2 separate regions of the Homo sapiens genome follow, and region 2 is linked to region 1. A link is a contact called in ENCODE Hi-C or POLR2A ChIA-PET data. All regions are on one chromosome and are shown on one strand. Each heading gives the region's core, a stretch centred on a gene start or an enhancer-like site at or near the end of the contact. The rest is flanking DNA. Distances are from core to core; before and after follow the strand shown.

Region 1 (6,037 bases), core at 1,183-3,682:
CTTAGACCTATACTTTGCTTGGACAATATTTTACAGTATTCAACTTCTTTTTATTGACAAATCCCTTGTAATTTATTATTATTACACAGCAAGAGCCCACATACTGCTATAAAACACAGTAAGTAGCGCTTATTTAAAAATAATTTATGTTATGAAAATTGTATCTTTAAATTCCATCCTTTCAAGATATGTGAACTCTGAACTCCTATGTTTCTGAAGAGCTCAATACTGTGACAGATTGTGTGTGTGTGTGTGTGTGTGTGTGTGTGTGTGTGTGTGTGTGTGTGTGTGCGCGCGCATTTGCTGTGGGGAGACAATGGACAGTTTGGAATGAATTCTCATGCACACATGGCCTGATGGAAGCATTAAATTCCTAGACATCCCAAAGTACCTTCCTTCTTTGTGTTCAGACTCTGCAAGATTTCCATATTTTTTTCAGAAGAGAAATGATTTTTTTTCAATTTCCAAAATCCTGGTGGTACTTTAGCATGTGAACCAGGAGAATGACATAAAGGCAGCAGCCCTTCATCATGTCTTGTGCTTTATTGTGTGCTATGTGGCATGAATATAATCTTTTTTTTTGTACTAAATTATAAGCATGTTTCCTATATAGGGAAATATGCAGGCAAGAAGACATTTGAAATAGCTGAAGTAAAGAAATACAGGCTGGGCTCAGTGGCTCATTCCTGTAATCCCAGCACTTTGGGAGACTGAGGCGGGTGGATCACCTGAGGTTGGGAGTTCGAGACCAGCCTTAGCAACATGGAGAAATCCCATCTCTACTAAAAATACAAAATTAGCCGGGTGTAGTGGAACATGCCTATAATCCCAGCTACTCAGGAGGCTGAGGCAGGAGAATCACTTGAACTCAGGAGGTGAAGGTTGCAGTGAGCCGAGATCGCACCATTCACCATTGCACTCTAGCCTGAGGCAGGAGAATCACTTGAACTCAGGAAGTGAAGGTTGCAGTGAGCCGAGATCGCACCATTCACCACTGCACTCTAGCCTGGGCAACAAGAGCGAAACTCCATCTCAAAAAAAAGATAAAAAAAAAAAAGAAAAAAATATAAACGTGACACAATGAATCTAGCATAGATGTGGAGCTGTGGCACACAGGAGGAGCCTCAAGATGTGCAAGGAGTCCCCAGGAGCCACACAGCAAGGTGAAAAGCTTCCAGGAGGTTTTCATTTCAGCAGCACTGCCAGAAAACATCTACCATCCCAGGCTTTTTTTGTGAAATTATAACTTCAAATTCCAAGCACCTGGGAAATTCCCAGGGGTTGAGCTGGAACAGCTGTGGCCCAGAACTCCTCTTGCAGTTCTCCAGGAAGAATACTCTGTCCTGAGAATCTGAACTCTGGAATAATCCAGCTCTTCACCATCCCCACATCTGTCCCCACATAGTCAAGCATGACAGCAAAATAAAATCCACAAAAAGGGGACATGGATGCCACTTTGAATCTGTGGTCACTCATCCTTAAGGGGCTTTTAACACTGCATAGAAATTCTAATGAGATTTTTTGTTAGCTTGCTTCCCCACTCCCTGAAATGGCAATTTAAAATATTTTCTACTCAATTCACATCTGCAATTTTCTCTCTTCTCATTCTCAGCAGATGTCCTACCTCAAAGAAAATTAAAAGAGAAACCATGAAAACAAACCAACTTAACTTCCTGACATCATAGCTACAAATCTATTTGCTTGCTGCTTCCCTTGTCTTCTTCTCTGCTGGTACAAAGTGATGGGTGTCCTTTTTCCCAAGTTACTTCTTGTCTGGATATACTCACCAGTCTCCAGGAAGCAAAGCTGGGGCCCTGCCCCACTGTGGTCTCTTCCCTGGATTACAGAAGAGGCCCTGTCAATGGCACCTTGGCTCTTGGCCCACCTTCTGTCTTGGCCCTCTGCTACACTTTCCAACTTACAAGCAGAGTGCACGTGTCAAGCCTAAATGGGGTTATATAATTGCCCTCTGCTAAACCTTCTGGTATGGGCTGAATTGTGCATCCCTGAAAAATTTATATATTGAATCCGTAGCCCCCAGTACCTTAGAATATGACTATGTTTAGAGATAGGCTCTTTAAAGAGCTAACTTAGTTAAAATAAGGTCACTGGGATGGGTGGCTCCTAATCCAATATTACTAGTATCCTTATAAGAAGAGATTATGACACAGCTGCATACAGAAGGAAGACCATGTGAAGACACAGGGAAAAAGACAGCCATCTACAGGCCGAGGAGAGAGCCCTCAGAAGAAACCAACCTTGCTGGCATCGCAATCTTGGGCTTCTAACTTCCAGAATTGTGATAAAATAAATTCCAGAATTGTGAGAAAACATTCTTGCTGACATCATGATCTTGGGCTTCTAAATTCCAGAATTGTGAGAAAATGAATTGGTTCAGCCACTCAGTCTGTGGTACTTCGTCAAGGCAGCCCTAGCAAAACTCTTCCACCTTCTAATGACTTTTAGTCATCTCTGGAATAAAACCCACAGGCTCTAAGAAGTTTCTAAGGCCTAGGATGATCTGACTGACTCTTGCCTCTGGTGCCTCAGCCTTAGACACTTCCTGCCTCTCTCTACTCCAGCCACACTAGCCTCGGTGCAGTTCCACATACATCATCCTCCTTCGTCTGGAGCCTCTGGATGTCCTGTTTCTTTGGCTTGGAATCCTCCTACCTGCTCATGCTACTTACTCACCTCGTCAGTAGCACCACCCTTCAAGTCTCAGCTTAAACATCGCTCCTTAGAGAAGCCATCCTTGTTCCCTTAGACTAGGGAACAAGGGAATCTGTGGTAATTCTGTGGTAATCTTCCACAGAATTTTGTACTGGTAATTTACAGCCCTTATGATCCTCCAGTCACTTGGTCAACATATCTCTTCTATGCAAGATTGTATCCTCCAGGTCTCAGGAACCATTTCTGCTGTATCTGTGGTATATTTGGTGTGGTATATATGTATTTGAATGAAGCCTCAGAATGAACAGGCTAACAGTTGCCAGGATCATGACCATTCTGGCAGGAAAATGGACAGAACTGCTTTGGACACGGTAGTAGTAAGATTTCCCCTGATTATCAAAATCCAATTAGGTAGATTTTGTAGCTGAAGTAATGAAGTGATTACCTCTAGAATAATTTGTTAGTAATTCAATTCAGTTTATGAGGCAAAGGTTATATTTTTATTTTTTCAGTCAACTTTAGCAAATGTTCAGAATTTTTGGACCAGATGTATAGTAGGTCTAATTCATTTTGGGATACATATGAAACAATTATATGAAGGATTGATTTTATATTATCACCTGGAATTTCTGACCTTTACAGAAACTGCCAAAGTGTGTTGGAGTTTGAGCCCCATCACAAGACATTTAGCAATGCATATGTTGTTGTGACTGGAAATTGGGTTTGCTGTTGCCCTTCATCTCTGCTTCATAACAGTGGGTGGAAGCCCTTTAAAAGAAGCATTCTGAATTTTAAAGCTCTTTTCTTGTGCTGTCCGATAGGAGATGCCAATATTATGAGGCACTAGCATGCAAGTGTGGAGGGTCCACTTTTTGTAGGGTAGCCCATGGCTGCTAGGAGAGGTATTTTGTAGCATGTGTGGACTTGGTTTTTGTGGCGTGAAGAGAATGGGTATAACACTGATAACTTGCCAAGAGAAGCCTATTTTATGGTGCTTTTGTGATAAGTACAATGGTGCCATCTATTTGTGACTGATATTTTTTAATGGAGTTGACTGTTCCTGAGTGGTCCGAGGACAAAAAGAATAATGTAGCTGGGCATCATTTGCACATTTATTTACATGTCAGGGCTTTTGTTCAAATTGTGACTGAAGTCTATTTGTAGAGTCAGGCATAACAAAGTAAACCTCATTGAGATTCACTTCAGGACATATCCAAACAAACAACATCTTCATTCTGAGCCCATCCAAATGTCTGTAATTTGGTAAATTACTCATTCTATTTGAATGCATTAGTCATCATTTATGAATGCCAGTGAAATTGAATGGACTTCCCTCAAAGCTCTATAGAACTTTTCCATCGTGCTGCAAATGCCTGTTTTTAATTTTTTTCAAGACATATTTTTTGTTACATTTTAAATTTCTGGCTCATATGCCAAATAAGCATCCAAAAAAATAAAGAATCATGTCGAAATAGCTAAATGGGTCTTTGTAAAATGACTTTTTTTCTTTAGATTTAAGTAGATTAAGGTCACATCACAGTATGTGAAAATGCATAAACCTTTGTAATCTTCAGGTTTAATCTTTACTATGAAGTACTTTGGGAATGTTAGTAATCTTCAACATAAACAGCTGTCAGAGGGAATCAAATAGGAAGTGTTTTAAGGAAGACAATGCCTCAAGTGCTAACCCCCTTGAAATTTTTTTTTTTTTTTTTGGAGTGATGAAAGCTTTTTCTTGAGTATATTGGTTAATAGCCAAGAAAGATGGGGAACCTTGAACAGAAAGACCATACAGAAATTTTCTGATGCTTTGACATTTTACGTTTTCTTTAAAATCAAATGGCTCTAGTAACACAGCAAAAAGGGGAATATGACATTTTGACATTCATCAGGTATCTGTGGTACTTTTAAGTTATATCGATTAAACTTTCCTATCCCAACAATTTTTTTATCTGCTTATGGAAGCTATCAGTCTTTATAATGTATTGCAAATGCGTGATGAAGACTGAAGATAAAGAAAAGCTGACCCTTGAACTTCTGAGTGTATTTATGTAATTTCCTAAATTTTGAGTAATCTTGGCAAAAGAGATGTCCTGAGTTCTTTTTTACATTTATTTAAGGCAATGGTATCTATAAACTATTATTGCTCAAATGTCTAGGATTCTTTTAAATGTAAAAAGGAGTGGTTCTTCTTAGGAAAGGATGATTTTAACTATCTTTGAAAATTTCATAAATCAAGAGCAGATTTGTAAAATAAAGTGTTAACAAGTGGTTACAGGTTTAGTTTTCCAAAGATAAACTTTTGTCCTTCTTATTTTGTGTCCCAGAACCTTCCCTATTCTCTCCATTGTCAATGCTGGTTTTTCTAAGAGGAAAAAGCTGACTATTCGTTTAGAATCTCTGTGCAAGATTTCTTGTTAGATTGATCCATTATATTTCAGCTGTGTACATGCTGCCCACCTTCTCCATGCATTCCTTGTATTTTAAATCCTACAGGGCTTTCTTTCAATACAGGAGATATGTCTCCCTTTTAGTTATTTAGACTTGAGGATGATTTGATTCATGAGGATGTATATACTTTGTGTTTTTAAGTGTGTGTGTGCAGCAAATATTTATCAGTGTGCCGTATTTCATCTTGAAATTGAAAGACTAGATCATTCTTGGAAGGGATATTAAGCTTCCTTATGCAAGCATTTTTGCACGCTAATGCTTCAAGGCCCAGAAAGAAAAGGGAATGAATAAAGTGGTTGTGGGCAAGTGGCTAGAGAGCACTTGCCTTGGCTTAGGGCACCAGTATCTATTCAGCTGCAGTCAACTGCAGCCACGCAAGAACAGTCCCAGTGTTGTTCAACTATCCAGGTTTACAAGAGTAGTCAGAAACTTGGATTTTCATTTGAAATTTCAAAATATTTAAATGCTAGTAATTAATTTTAATTAAACACTGTGTGAGCTAAACAAAATAAGTTTATGGGTGCTCAGTGTGCCAGTTCTGTAAAACAGAAGTTATAGCTAAAAAAGAAAATGCCATACCATAGTTTACTTACCAACTTTACTTAATAGCTATGTAAAATGTTTAGAAAAGAAACATAAATGTAATATGCATACTTAGATAACATGTTTGTTAGAAATATCTTGGGTAAGGGAAGAAATTTTCTTTCCATCTACCCATGCCATTGATGAGTCTCTGGTTCAGAAAACTGATTCCATTCAATACCACCTACTTCCCCATCCCAGCTCCCATTAATACAAGTATAGGGACTTAACATTTCCTCAATGCCCACCTCCTTGCTTGCTGTTCAGGGAAATACACATTTTGGTTTATGGATGTCCTGGGGTGCTGTAAGAGTCAAGGAAGTTATTGAAG
Region 2 (6,037 bases), core at 1,636-4,135, 450 kb before region 1:
AACATTTAGGGAAATAGAAGTAACTCTTTGTAAGCTAACCAAACAGTGACCTGAACTCTTTTACCTTGTGATTTCTTATGAGTGCTTAGTTTAGTCGCCTGAAGATCAATCTTGAAATTAACAGGCTATTTTGGATTATAACAAGATTATTTAGAGACTCAAACATTCCAGAGTTCCTTTAGTAGATGACTTCTATCATGACAAGCAAGCTAAAAGGTCAGTGGTCCCAAAGTGGGGTGCACATGATCTATTGAGGTACAGAAAAAGAGAATAATAAAAATATATAAATGTATCATTATTAATAAATATAATCTTTAAAAAGATGAATTTTTATGAATGATTTATATTATTCACAATAAATTAATAATGATTATGTCATTCATAAATAAAAACATAGATATATGGTAGTACATGCTTAAATTTTATTTAAACTAGTAAGAAGGTGGGATCAAATACAGTGAAAGTCTAATGGTTAGGTAACACTTTGGCTGTAATACCCTCTTCCCTCTAATCAATGCAGTATAATAAAGACAGGTTCTAATATCTCCTCCTGAAACTGGGAGGAATTTTAAACATTCTCCCTTCTACATCATCAGAACAATATAGTTTTACTTTCACTACCTTTAAAAACATTAAGGAAAGTAGAGAACAATATTCAGATTAGTTATAAGATCAATTTTCCTATCTCCTTCTATAAGTTTCTAGGATTTTGTATATTTGGTGTGTAACATACTAACTATGTTGTATTTTTCTGTGCTTTTAGTCACAAAAAGATCCTTGCTTAAAACAAACATTTTCTAAAGACATCAAAGGCCATGTAGAAAAACATAATATAAAAAGTATTTGCAAGCTGGGTGTGGTAGCTCCCATGTCTGTAATCCTAGCACTTTGGGAGGCAGAGGTGGGAGGATCACTGCTCCTCACCCACCTACAGGTGGCTCCCATGCTTGTAATCCCAACACTTTGGGAGGCAGAGGTGGGAGGATCGCTTGAGCCCAGGAGTTTGAGACCAGCCTGAGTAACATAGTGAGACCCTGACTCAAAAATTAGCTGGGCATGGCGGCTCATGCCTGTAGTGCTAGCTATTTGGTCTTGAACTCCTGGCTTCAAGCAATCCTCCCACCTCAGACTCCCAAAGTGCTGGGATTACAGGCATGAGCCACCACACCTGCCCTATCCTACCTATTTGGGAGGCCAAGGTGGGAGGATTGCTTGAGCCTGAAAGGTCGAGGCTTCAGTGAGCCATTATTGTGCCACTGCACTCTAGCCTGCATGGCAGAGCAAGATCCTGTATCAAAAAAAAAAAAAAAAAAAAAGAATTTACAGTTGTGTGCCATAGCTTATTAGCAACAGTAGAGAAATTATAGCACAATATTTGCTGATACCACAAGGGAACACATATTTGTGGTGTCTATCTTTCATGTGTTTTTATTTTAGGAAATGAATGCTGATGTTAGGCAACTTAATCCCTTCCTTGTGACTTTTGCTCCTATTTCCAAGCTGGGTATCTCTTACACAGGCATTAACAAGTAGGTTGACTGTCGGGACAAGCCCAGGGATGGCATTGTTTCTATTTGCTGATAAATGACTCTGGGGCTGTGAAGACTCAGACCCAAGGAGTGACTCAGAAAGTCAGGGGCCCATGTCATTCTGCTCTGGGTTCAGACGTGCACTGCAGCAGCACCGGGACTTGACAGCCCTACGGCTCGATCAGCTTTCTGTTTTCATTGCCTTACGATGCCATGAGTGGAACTATTGTCAAATCAGAGTTCACTCCCCAGCTTTTCAGTCTTTCCCCTAATTCTTGCTCTATCAGAGGTCGAGGACAACAGTATAATGATTCATAGGTTCTACTTCCTGGCAAGTAATCATTTTCCCACGGTGAGTAATGATTTATGCTGAGAGGGGTAAAGAATTGTGATTTGCTTTTTTCTGTGTGGCCTTTCTGCTGACAGAGGGTTGGCTAGGAATACTTTTTTTTTCCATTTGTAAGGCCATCTAGAAAATGTTTTAAAGCATTTTAATTTTTTAAACATAGGCTCTTTAAATATATATATTATTCATAGAGAACTGGAATAATCCCCTCATATACTTTGTTAAAAAACAAAGACAATTTTGAAATTTCCTTTTTTATGTTGGCATGTGAGGACTCGGTGTGCCTCATAGAAGTCAAGAGCTGTAGAGGCCCACTACAACCCCACTTTTTAGATGGGAACACTGAGACCTGGAGAAGTTACTTGAGTTGTCCATTTCCACAGAACTGGCTAGTGACAGAGACAGATTGAAGCTTAAATTAGCTCATCATAGGCTATGATTTTATCTAACTTTAGGCTTACTTGTACCATGTCATAAGGGGAAATCTAGGTTTAAAGAAGTCCATGACTTTCACAGTGAACCACATGAATTAATGACAGAAGGGCCAAGGCAGAAGCATAGTAATTGGTATCGGATGGACCTTGGCTTGAATCGTGGCCCTGGAACTGGATGATGTTGGCTAATTTACTTAATTTATCTGAGTATGTTTTCTCACTTTACAGATGAGAATGGGGATAATAATGTCAATTTCATATCATCTGATGTAAGAGTAAGAGATAAGGCATGCAAGGCTCCTGACACATGGTAGGCTTTCAATAAACAGAAGCTCTAATTATTTTTTAAAACTAAGCGACACCTGTCCTTGCTCTCTGGGTTTCCTTTTCAAAGCAGCCCTAGTTATACTTCGCACTATCTTAGAACTTTGCTTTGTCAGACTCAACAGTTAGTTTTCTCAAGCCACTACTGAAATTTTTCCCTTAGTACTCTGCATCTGAGTTGTCTCATTTCCTGGAGGCCCTGTCACAGGCCAGTAGGCTGTTACAGAACATGATCTGAAACCTCACTGGCAAGGGAAGTCCCCTTCAAAAGAGGCATTTTTTTCCCCTTCTGGAGTTTCACGCTTCTCTTTCAGATTATGTAGGCAACCCCTCAACCGGAGGACACAGATGAAGGTCCTGCCCCGATTGTCCTGTGGACAGTGTGGGTGCAGTGGGGAGGCTGAGGGTCTGGGCATATTTGCCCCATATGTCGTCACTGCCACCATTTCTGCCTCTGTACCTCCATGTCCTTTCAGCTTCCCCACAAATGGCCTTTGTTTTTTTTTTTCTCTTCCCTTTGGTCTCCCCCTCCCACCTCACCAGGACCAACTCTTGAAACACCCAGTGGGAAATTTAGAGGAGTCTGTGATACGTGGGGGAGTATTGGAGCTTTGCATTTCTGTGTTTTCTTACTTCCTTTAGAGCTCACAGGGATTTCCTAAGCAGTCTCTTCTGTGCCCAGTGGCCAAGACTGGCTCCCTCCCCCTGTGATGGGGAATTGCCACCTAGGTGCAGGTGGTTCTTCTTTTACTTCTTCTTTTCTAAAAAACACAGTTACAAAAATATACACCTTATGTTCAGGTCTTGCAATGAAAAAAATTGCTCTAGTGATTTTTGTAGTATTTTTTCTATAACTGAAATGCTATTTACATATCATGATAAGAGATAGTCCATTTCATTAAATGGGCTCATTCCTTTAATTGAAGTGTGTGTGTGTGTGTGTGTGTGTTTATTGGCATACTTTCTAGATATTTTGTCACCAGGGAATTTCCCACTTGAGTATATGTTGTAACATAAGTGAATAGTCTGCAATATTTTTTTTGAGACAGAGCCTTGCTATGTTGCCTAGGCTGCAATATTTTTTAAACATTAATATTTACATAGAGATTTGTACTAAGTGTTTTGAAAATCCTTTAAATCACATTAAATATCATAAAAGAGATTTTTCATAATTAGAAAATATAGCCTCAATCCCATCCTTTTATTGTAATGATTGGTTTCATTTTCATATATTAACTTTCATTTTTTATTCATGTATTATAGTTTCATTAGGGTAGGGTCTAAAATTTGTGCTATCAAAATGAAACTAGCTATTGCTTCACGTTTACTGCAATAAGCCCACCTGCTTTTCTGATTTTGTGTGCACTGTCCTCTGTGAACTGTAATGGACCAAGTAACTATGAAACCAACATCTTCTTCCCTAGAGGATGGTCCCCTGGGAAGCCCCTGGATCAAGCTCCAATTCTGGCAGCTTCTCTTTCTTTTAAGAACAACAGATAAAGTTCCAGCATGGCTTATTTTATTTATTCCACCAATATGTATTCAGAGTGTACTAAATATTGAATGCTACTATGTTAATTGGGGACACAGGATGTATAATCACTTTGACATATTGAATATGGAGGGAAAACACAGGGAGGAAACTATTTTGGTGCTTTTGTGATTCTGTAAGTGGCTCAGAGTCAATTAGAGGAAAACATGATCTCTGTTTTTGGGTTCTGCAAGGTTGGAAGAAGTGGATGTGGAGATAAAGTAAAATGAGGGGCATGGTAAACTGTGGCCTGGTGGTGGGGTGGAGTTTGTATTTCAGGATACATAAAGTAATGAGCCCTATGATTAATAAAGCTAAGTTGAATACCTAACCCATGGGTTGGATAGCTTAGTATCTGGGACAATAAACTAGGAGTTTTGTTTATTTGTTGGTGAGTGGGGGAGGTGGGTATGGGAGATTTAAACTGAATTAGCAGGATTGAATCTCACTGAAAAGGAGGGAAAGAAAATTCTAACAGATTTCAGGAAGACAGAACTTTATTGCTTATGTAACCAAAAAGTCCCAGGCTGGAATTGACCTCAATTTTAGCTGAAATTAACTCTTTCAACAAAAGTTCTGTAAGTTTGCCTTTTTTCAGCTTTTGACTTAGCTTTCTTCCTTATTCTATTTTAGGCAGCCTTCCTCACATGATGGCAAAGATGGCTATAAACATTTATGGCTTAAATTCTACAAGTTTTGAAGCTTTGTTGGGAAGTATATGTCCTTTTTGCTTTGTTTGGCCCAGCTTGGCCAGTCTCAATCCATATGGTTTGGATGGGGGCTAATCTTGGAGGCAGGTGGTGGGATTGGCCCTTATCCAAACCATATCAATTGAGAATGGCAAATGGTACTTCTTCAAGGGGAAGGAATGTGTTGTGTTATCAGGAGAGGCGTGCTGGGTAGGTGAAAACCAAGAATGACCACAATGCAGATCCCTTTGAGGATCTGTTGAAAGAAATGGACCTTCTCTCTTTAGAAAAGTACTCTTGGCTGGGTGTGGGGGCTCATGCCTATGATCCCAGCACATTGGGAGGCTGAGGCAGGAGGATCACTTGAGCCCAGGAGCTTGAGACAATTCTGGGCAACATAGCAAAACCTGACCTTTATTGAAAAGATTAAAAAAATATATTAGCCAGGTGTGGTGGCACAATCCTATAGTCCTGGCTACTCAGGAGACTAAGATGGGCGCATCTCTTGAGCCCAGGAATTCAAGGCTGTGGTGAACTGTAATCATGCTACTGCACTCCTGTCTGGCCAGCAGAGTGAGACCCTGTCTAAAAAAATAATGATAATTATAAAATAAAACATAAAGCACATATAAACATAACATTATTCTGCTCACAATTTCAGAAGTTCACAGACCTTCTGAAGTTATATATATCCATACCCTAGAGTTCCATAGATTCTAGCTCAAAAACTCTGCTCTGTAGTGTGGAATAATTGTGGATAAGCACTGTGACTTTTTGGTCATAATATCTCCCACACCTAGTGGAAAGACTTACTTGTACATTAAGTGATTACATGAATGAATGAACCAAGTAACATTTTTTTTGTGTGATCTAGTATACTGGTATTATGCTCATGTTTTACATATTTACCTTATTCATTCTTGTAACATTATTTTATGAATAAAGAAACAGAAACTAAGCTAGGGAATAAAGTGAGCTGAAAACCTAGAATTGACAAACCTGGAAAGGAGATGAGAGCAGCTGTGAAGTTCAAGGGCAGAAAGTCTGTAGGAGCAGGGGGTTAGTCCGGGGTGTCAGAGAATGTTGTGGGATTCACTGTTGTGGCTCAGCTGATCCTAGTTCACAGCCACAGCCAAAGAGGCCATCCCCTCCGAGGCCTCAGGCCACTATGTGGCTGCTAACCC

The links. A loop is a pair of places that touch in the nucleus more often than their neighbours do. ChIA-PET counts read pairs that join two places held with the same protein, here RNA polymerase II (POLR2A). Pooled maps may share reads with other maps.
Region 2: a map of endothelial cell of umbilical vein shows a loop between it and region 1 (13-fold over the local background). The contact joins two enhancer-like sites. A Hi-C loop is called at or near these places in 1 of 168 maps with a recorded cell type or tissue (endothelial cell of umbilical vein), 1 of 37 single-sample maps with no recorded cell type and 4 of 50 pooled maps. POLR2A ChIA-PET finds 5 or more read pairs at or near these places in 1 of 52 experiments (HEK293).

What each region holds. Positions count from the first base shown.
Region 1 is chr6:113,180,771-113,186,807 of GRCh38, reverse strand. All of the region lies in intron 1 of LOC105377955 (a long non-coding RNA gene), which reads left to right. All of the region lies in intron 5 of LOC105377953 (a long non-coding RNA gene), which reads right to left. Among named protein-coding and RNA genes, the nearest start is that of LINC02518, 250 kb to the left of the region's middle. Within about 2 kb of position 2,432, at least 4 of the 41 ENCODE cell types and tissues checked have a DNase peak (open chromatin) inside an H3K27ac peak, as active enhancers do.
Region 2 is chr6:113,628,144-113,634,180 of GRCh38, reverse strand. The region is part of intron 1 of LINC02541 (long intergenic non-protein coding RNA 2541); the gene reads left to right. Among named protein-coding and RNA genes, the nearest start is that of LINC02541, 19 kb to the left of the region's middle. RefSeq lists enhancers at 1,826-1,875, 2,746-2,885, 2,906-3,205. Within about 2 kb of position 2,885, at least 27 of the 41 ENCODE cell types and tissues checked have a DNase peak (open chromatin) inside an H3K27ac peak, as active enhancers do.